2 separate regions of the Homo sapiens genome follow, and region 1 is linked to region 2. A link is a contact called in ENCODE Hi-C or POLR2A ChIA-PET data. All regions are on one chromosome and are shown on one strand. The core of a region is the stretch at or near the end of the contact, and the rest is flanking DNA. Distances in the headings are between cores, read along the strand shown. Region 1 overlaps YLPM1 (YLP motif containing 1). Region 2 overlaps YLPM1 (YLP motif containing 1).

Evidence for each region. Hi-C counts contacts between places; a loop is a spot of excess contacts on that map. ChIA-PET counts read pairs that join two places held with the same protein, here RNA polymerase II (POLR2A). Pooled maps may share reads with other maps.
Region 1: a map of CD8-positive, alpha-beta T cell shows a loop between it and region 2 (2.2-fold over the local background). The contact joins two enhancer-like sites. A Hi-C loop is called at or near these places in 2 of 168 maps with a recorded cell type or tissue (CD8-positive, alpha-beta T cell and IMR-90), 1 of 37 single-sample maps with no recorded cell type and 7 of 50 pooled maps. POLR2A ChIA-PET finds 5 or more read pairs at or near these places in 8 of 52 experiments (A673, BJ, GM12878 and 4 more).

The regions. Positions count from the first base shown.
Region 1 is chr14:74,833,319-74,837,543 of GRCh38, forward strand. YLPM1 (YLP motif containing 1) reads left to right here. Exons shown (of 21, transcript NM_019589.3): 20 at 1,947-2,129; 21 at 2,457-4,000. The coding sequence ends at 2,093. Among named protein-coding and RNA genes, the nearest start is that of PROX2, 41 kb to the right of the region's middle. Within about 2 kb of position 2,478, at least 5 of the 41 ENCODE cell types and tissues checked have a DNase peak (open chromatin) inside an H3K27ac peak, as active enhancers do; they include CD8-positive, alpha-beta T cell, where a contact is called at or near this core.
Region 2 is chr14:74,791,262-74,795,487 of GRCh38, forward strand. All of the region lies in intron 4 of YLPM1 (YLP motif containing 1), which reads left to right. Among named protein-coding and RNA genes, the nearest start is that of YLPM1, 30 kb to the left of the region's middle. Within about 2 kb of position 1,575, at least 5 of the 41 ENCODE cell types and tissues checked have a DNase peak (open chromatin) inside an H3K27ac peak, as active enhancers do; they include CD8-positive, alpha-beta T cell, where a contact is called at or near this core.

The DNA.
Region 1 (4,225 bases), core at 1,228-3,727, 43 kb after region 2:
GCTCACTGCCACTTCTGCCTCCCAGGCTCAAACAATTCTCCCACCTCATCCTCCCTAGTAGCTAGGATTTCAGGCACCCACCACACACCATGCCCAGCTAATTTTTGTATTTTTAGTAGAGACACGGTTTCGCCTTGTTGCCCAGGCTGGTCTTGAACACCTAGGCTGACGTGATCTGCCGGCCTCGGCCTCCCAAAGTGCTGGAGTTATAGGTGTAAGCCACTGTGCCTGGCTGTATATATGAATTAATCAAAATAGGTACTTCAGCATTGATGAGCAGAATGCCCAAAGATTTTTCTATATTGAAGCCCACATTATTTATTAGGCTTCTTACTAAAGCCCATGAAAGACATTGAGCCATAGGTTTTCTATACACTAAAAACCTACTTTCTGGAAAGTCAGATGTTACCAGTTTCTTCCCACTGCTATTACTTTGGCTCCTCCCTTTGACCAGGTGATACTGTTAAAAGCCTAGTTATTTCATTGCTAGTCATGCAAATGGTAATTAGTGTACATTAGAGCAATAATGCATTCCCAGGTTCAGTGTAAAGAGCATGGTGTTTCCATGCTCTGGTTCTCTCTCCTTGTCACAGATAATAAATCACAAGCCATGTTTAAAATACATTCTCTGCAGTCTTTGATACTGTGTAGTGCAAGCAACAGATTCATAGTTTCTTTTTAAGAATCTGAACTTTTACAGAATATGTATATCTCCATATACTTTTAAAAACATATTAACATAATATGTGGCTGGGCATGGTGGCTCATGCTTGTAATCCTAGCACTTTGGGCGGCCAAGGCAGGAGGATTGCTTGAGTCCAGCAGTTTGAGACCAGCCTGGGCAACATAGTGAGACTCTGACTCTAAAAAAAAAAAAAAAAATTACAAAAATTTTTAAAAAGCATAATATGTAAGAATATATATATATTAAAAATCAGAATACCAATAGGAAATATCCCTGATCCATATATTTGTAGTTGTAATCTTGCCATGAATTATATCAGTTGAGTCTGTTTCTTGGTCTCTTTATCTCATGAATGAAAGTAATAATACCAGCTTACTGTTTTCTCTAAGATTAAATTTCAAGAAATATTTTTGTGTAGAGATAAATAAAATTCAGTTATTGATCTAGGGTGTTGATAGTCTGTTAGGGAAGACAGATCTGTAAGTGGATAATTATACTACGGTGTGGAAGTTCAAAAGCAGACATATCAAAATCCGGAAGTTAACTGTGGAAAGCAGTGATTATTTGATTGGCAAAGGAAAAAGGGGTAAGTCAGGGAAGGATGACTAGACTCATGCCAAGTGGATAAGGTTAGGGAAAAGACATTTCAGGAAGAATGACTAGTACATATATGCAGAGTTATAGAGACATGAAATGGTGCGATGCGCTCTGAGTGCTAGAAGGAAGTCTGTATTGTTTGTATAAAATGCCATAGGCACTGGCCAGAGATGTTGCAGGAAAGTGTAGTTGGGGCCAGATCAAGAGGGACCTGAGTTCTTGGACTTTGCCTGGTAGGTAGGGGAAGGAGTTAAAGCAAATGAATCACAACTGTGTGTTTTAGGAAGATCACTCTGGCAGCATGAATCTGGAGCGGGTGAGTACAGACAGGAAGACTAGGTAGAGATTAGTGCTTTGCTTTCAGGTGAAAAAAAAATGAGGTCAGTGAATTATTAAATAAAAAGGAATGGCAGAGGAGAAAGAGAGGACAGGATTGAGCTGAACTGTTCAGGAGCTGGAATGGTTAGGACTTGGATTGTCCAGAGAGTTTTCTCTTTGTGACTTAAAATATATGGCTTTTCCCAGTTTTCCTGGGTTAGTTTTTAATTTTTTAAACTTGCGGTTTCAAATGAGTCATTCTACCCCTTAGACTGTCCAGAGAGGGAGGGGGCTCTTTGCATATTTATTTTTCCTAAAGCTCAGCCTAATGCTATGTTCTTTTTAGGTCAGATGGGCAGACCTGGAAGAGAAGAAGGATGCAGATAGGAAAAGGGCCATAGGTTTTGTGGTCGGACAGACTGATTGGGAGAAGATCACAGATGAAAGTGGTCACCTGGCTGAAAAAGCCCTCAATCGAACCAAATATATATGAGACTTAGTTTTTGAACGGAGTCATTATTCCTCTAAGGTAAGAGTACACAGTCATATAAATAGCCTACTGTGTGGTTGCTTCAAAGGGTTTGAGATAAAGAAGACAGCATATTTTGCTAAAAATGCTCTCTTCTTGTGTTATTTTATAGTTCTGAAAGAGTAAGTATGTACTAGTTGTTAACATTTACAATACTATTAGAAAAGGAAGCCATTTTCTGCAAGCTGGCTCACTTATAAAAATAAAAACCTTGAGAAAAACTTGAATTCTATAGATTTGGGAAGGACTGAAATGATGTTATACTAAGGGCTACTGAACTTTTTGCCTGTTCTTTCCAGGTGTGACAGCCTTTTCTTTTCTTTCCAGGTGGTTCGCTTTGAGGTGGTCTGAAGCCAAGGCCTCGCGGAGCTTCTTTGTGTGTCACCTTGCTTCCACGTTTCAGTTCTTGTTTTGTTTCTACTGCTTTAGTTTTTTTTAAAGTTCTCCAGTGTCCCCAAGAGGTATTAGAATCTTGCTGTACCCAAGCAAGACGTTAATTTTTCTTTTAACTGTTTTGGGGAGGGAGGGAGTGATAGCTTAACTGCTGAAGCCAGGCGGGGGTCTGCTGGAGGATTCCAACAGAGAGTATTTCCTCCACTGTACAATGTCACAGACTATCTCTATCATCATTGCTTTGTGGCTGTTTCTGTTTTTTACTGTATGTAACTGGTAGCTGATTGTACTAGGATTAAAAACAATAAACTTTCATGATAAAGCCGATGAGATTCATGGGCTATACAGCATGGGCCCTTTTCTCTTGTTTTCTTAATTTTATTTTTAATTGCTTTTTAAATATGGTATGTCCTAATTAAATGCTAGCTGAACATCCCAAAACCTTTTTTTCATTGAATATTATATGGCTCAATGATTCCGTAGCACATGTTGTAAAACACAGGGTTCAAATGATGTTCAAAACACTCATCTTTGTTTTATAGCTGATTTCTCTATCTTTGTGTCTTGAAGACTGACCAAGTTCAAATATTCATCAGTTCCCTGGAGCATATCCATTCTGTAACATGATGCTTTATTTAAAAATTTTTTTTGATCCTCTCTCTGTTCTTCCCTCTCTTCTTTCCTTCCTTCTTCTTTTCACTTTCTGCCTTTATGCTGTTAGGTTTTTATTTTTTCCTGATCTGGCTTTGAATTCTGGTAGACAGAACTGATGTATTCTGTGGAACTCAAGCTTGTTGCCTTCATTTGAACTTGAATTGTGGATTTTTAAATGAAGATTGCAGGGAAAGAGTATAAAGATGCAGAGCACTCTGGCATGTAACCTTTAAGCCTGTCAGGTTTTCAAGTTCTTGCCAGATTGTTCATTACTGGAAAGCATGGCCTTCTGCACAGAATTTCCTCTCTTGTGGTTAATACCAGGTGGAACCCAGAAACATACAGAGATAAAACCCAAATATTATTTCTATGTAAACACAGAAAAGGGACTCTTCCCTTTTTCATCCTGCAAAGAAAAAAGTCATCTTTTAGCATGAAAGAAGATGAGAGAGCCTTCTTCCTCAAGCATAATTTGCATTTTGTAATCCAACTCAGTAATTTGTAAATGTGTTCACTGAAGACTTCAATATTTTGAAATATTCTCTTTCAGGCCACAGATGAAAATCCTTTACTTTTATGACCTACATTAAAGACTGTATGAATAGAGCTAATAGTTACTAGCATTTGAATAGTATCACTTTGGGTTCAACAAATTGATATTATAGTACTGAATACCCCTAATTTAATGGAAATTCTAACAACTTTCTGTACTTTTATCTTCCCTGAAAATCTGAATTTTTAAGCAAGTGACTTTAAGTTCATTAAGTCAATATTGAATGTATAAATTGCTACATTAAATAACTTCTGCTGTTTGTAGTATTTAATAAGCTATTTTCATTGCTTATTGGCCTACAATACATTTCTGTGTACTGACCTTTCTCAGCAGCCTTTATTATGTAGAGTGAAGATATGTCGCAAAAATAGCCAAATAGAATTATTGTTTGTACAAAGACTCATTTACTACTTTCTAAAGCCACCCAATGCCTATTATCAAAAACAAAACTTCCATAATGTGTTCTCTAGTTCAGATGAAATGGAGGCCGATATGT
Region 2 (4,226 bases), core at 325-2,824:
TGTCTCAGAAAAGGACAAAAAAAAATCAAATAGTGATAAATATTTGCCATTTATATGTAGTGTTGAAAGTGTATTTCAAATGGTTTCAACAATTTCTGGCCCCCAGAATGAAAATAAAATGATGGGCCTTGGCTGTTGATCAGCAATTTGGTCTGAAAACAAAGCACCCTACCCTTTCAACCCTTCTGCCATGTCCTCTTATCTGCACACCTTTTAATGCCTCCTACTTCCTTTGTCCTTTCTTCTGGCTTTTACACATGCTCTTTTCTTTGTCTGGAATTCCCTTCTTGCCATTCTTTGCTTTATTTATTCCTATTTTTCCTGCCCTGGGGCAGCACTTCAGTAATTACAGATTGGGATTATTTAATGAAATCAGACATTGGGAATACTTTGGTTAGCAAGACAAACATGTTCCATATTTATCAAATTCTGTTCTAATTGTTGAGTTAATTGTCTCACTCTTCCTGTGGACAGTGAACTCCTTGAGGTTAGGCATGACTCTCTTTTTAGCACCAGCTCATTACCTGACAATCAGTATGTGTTCAGTGAAAGTTGCTTCTTCCAAAATGTCAGTCATGGATAAAATTCTCAAGGCATTCACAATTTTGTTAGGAAGGGACTTTGCTCATATTTAGAATTTGATTAGAATACTAGATAACATGTTAATAAGGTCTCTCATGGACTCTTGTACATTGTGGAAGATAGTCTTCTTTTATCACTTATGTGAACAAATAATTGCTACATTTAATACATAGCAAATGATTTTATACAACTTTAATGATCTGATATATTATTGAGGCACTTTAAATTAATAAGTGTAATTCCGAGAAAGGAACCACACCTTCACAAGCCCTAAAGCGGCATACTTTTTTTTCCTTCTGTAAATATATACTCTCCATCCTTAGCATTGTGATGTATATACTTTGACAAGTTTCTGGTCACCTTCTTTCGCCTTTGCCCATTATAGCTCTGCCAAGCCTTCACTACTTCGCATAGACCATCTACTCTAGTGCTGCTTTCTCAATCTTAGCAAACATTTTTATTTTGCATTATATTTATAATTTAGCTTCCTGCCTTACAGGAAATCAAGTTTACCTATCAAGCCCAGTAAAACATCTCACTTCTAACCCTTAGCTTTACTTAGCATGCTCATAATCTTGTAGTCTCAGGAGAAGCGGCCCTTCTGATGAGAGCTAATCCTCTCTCTGTGCCCTTTAAAGAGATACAGTTTACATTTTTATCAAAGTGATTCATATGCATGGTTTAAAAAAATTGGGCCAAATGGCCACCCACTGCTCCATGCCCTCCAAATGTTTTTGCCAATGGCATCCTCTTTCAATTATTTAGCTGTTTCTTTTGGTCGCCATCTTCATAGCACTAAATAATTATGTTGCCCTTTTCACTACTTAAACACTTACACATTTTAGATATTACATATTTATTTAACTGTCCTGAAAAATAAAGTTTTCGTTCTTCCTCAACACTCTGCCATATGGGTGTTAACTACAGCATTCCCCTTGCTGACCCTCCGGAATGTGATTTGCTGTTTATCGAATCTCATGGCTTCCTGTTACCATTCAGTACCTCCATTTCCTGGAGTGCATGCTCAAGTAACTTGCTAAGGAAGTGTGGGTGAGGGGTAAATTTTCTGAGTCGTCCTGTATCTGACAATGTCTTTATTCTAATCTCACACTTACTTGCTAATTTGGATATAAAATATGATGTTGAAGATAATTATTCCTCAAGGTTTTAGGATCATTGTTCTATTTTGTTCTATCACATTGTGTAGGTGTTATACTGTTCTGATTCTTTTCCTGTTTTGGTGACCTCCTCTCTCCCAAACTTAAAAAATCTCTGGTATTCTGAAATTTCAGTGTTTTTTGTTTGCTTATTTAGTTTTATTATTAATTGTACTGAGTAGTCAGTATGCTGGCCCCTTTCTGTCTAGAGATTGGAATCTCTTAACTTTGGGACATTTCTTTGTGCTATTTCTTCATTCATTTTTTTTCTCTCGTTTTCTGTTTCTGGAACTCTTCATTAGTAGGATTTTGGATCTGTTGGATTGATTATCTTTGTGCCTTTTATCTTACATTTTGTTGTACTTCCTGAGATACTTTAACTTCTAGTCCTTTATTGCATCTTTTATTTTGAGAATTGGAAATTTTTTTTTCTGTGGTTCTTCTGGCGTTGATCTTTTTTATAAATAGCACATTGTTCTTGATTTATAGATGCAGTCTCTTTAAGAATCTCTCTGAGGATAACAATTTGAGTTGAAAGTTCTTTTCTGCTTTTTGCATTCTGTTTTCTCCAAATTCAGATCCTATTTATTTATCTTTAGTTTTTCTTTCATTTTGGACGTGTTCCTCAAATATCTAGCAATCCTTGGCTGTGCATTTATGTTTAAGCATGGAAGACACTGACAAACTGATTGGGAGCTCTGTGTATATGAGAGGGGCTTGTTACCTGTCAGGTTTCTGCTTTATGTGAATAGGGTAAGGAACTGTTACTACTGCTAGGGGACTCTCAAATTCAAGGATTTAAGAGACATTCAGCCTAAGGAAAGGCTGGTTGATGGTTCCGAATATAGATTTACGTATTTTTAGCCCCAAGTTTTACTCCTTTCCTTCCCTAGCACCCCCTAGTGTCTGAGAATCCTGACCTTCTCTGAGGTTCTCTGGGCAAGCCAGCCTTCTTTTGATTTTATCCCTTTCTGCCATCAGTACTCTAAACTGGTTTCTTCCTGCTCTGTAAGTTACCACTCATATTTGTTCTTTGTCTTTCAGAATGTACAAACAAGATTTTCATCTTCTGATTACCTCCTCTCTCTGTTTATTATGGGTTTGTGTATTTTTGAGTTCCTTGCAATGGGTTTGTAAAAGGTCAACTTGGCTGAGCTAAACTCCATTTCCCAAAATTCCCTTTCTCTCTCTTTTTTTTTTGAGACAAAGTCTCACTTTGTCACCCAGGCTGGAGTGCAGTGGCACCACCTCAGGCTCACTGCATTCTCCACCTCTTGGGTTCAAGTGATTCTCCTACCTCTGCCTTCCGAGTAGCTGGGATTATAGGCACACGCCACCATGCCCAGCTTAAGTTTTCTATTAGTAGAGACAGGGTTTCACCATGTTGGCCAGGCTGGTCTCTAACTCCTGACCTCAAGTGATCCACTCGCCTCCGCGTCCCAAAGTGCTGGGATTACAGGCGTGAGCCACCGTGCCTGGCAGTCTTTCCCATATGTTTCTGATTAGGTTGGGTCACAGGGAGATTTTCACACCTAACATGAGACATTTATTGCTGGACAACCAAAAACATTCTCTTTCCCCAGAAAAGCACACAAAGTCTTTTTTTTTTGTCTTTAAGATAATATTAGTTCATCCTTCTCCACCTGATTCACACTCCCTCTTTCATGTTCTGTAACTTAAATACTGAAATATAAGGTTAACTCTTATTAACACATGTTAGATAATAAGGAAGAAAACTAATGAACCAAAAAATATTTGGTTAATACACACACACACACACACACACATATTTAAACACAAATATATCAAATTAAGGAAGAAATATTTGTAACTATTGTAGTCCATATTTCTGCAATGGTCATGTGGTCATAGCTGGTATATATGTTCTTCCACTACTCATTCCATATTCCCTTTGCTCTAAGTAAGTACTTCAGCCAGTTCGGATTCCTTGCCTCATGGGGTGACCCAGGCTTTCATTCTTGAAAGATATGGGCTATTAGCAGTTCTTTCTGAATTACTTCTGCTGTTTGCAGTTCTACAAAACCCTTTGCAATTTTCCGTGGACTTGAATCTCAGGACATGGGAAATACTAAGAGATGTCCTAGAGGATCTCTTGCATTTCAGACACACTTCACTTCACCTGTATTGTGCAATAGTCACTCAAATTCCTCTTGAAAGTTAGGGTCAGTTATCCCCAGTGAATACAGTAACCCTCTCCATTGCCTCTTGATTTGGAACTTCAGAGTAAAGTTGGGGTCTCAACTTCAGGTTAGTGGAATCATTTGTTGTGTCCCCTAGTGGATGTGTTCGTCTCTTTGAAACTAGACTTTTAGAACAACAAAGCCTAAAGTCACAGGGATAGGAAATAAATATTTTGCCAACACTGAATTTATTAGTCTTCATTGATTTCCCAAAGAAATGAAAGAAAAAGCCTCCTAGCACTCATTAAAAGTCATGAAAGGCATCACTGTCTACTACTCAGTCACC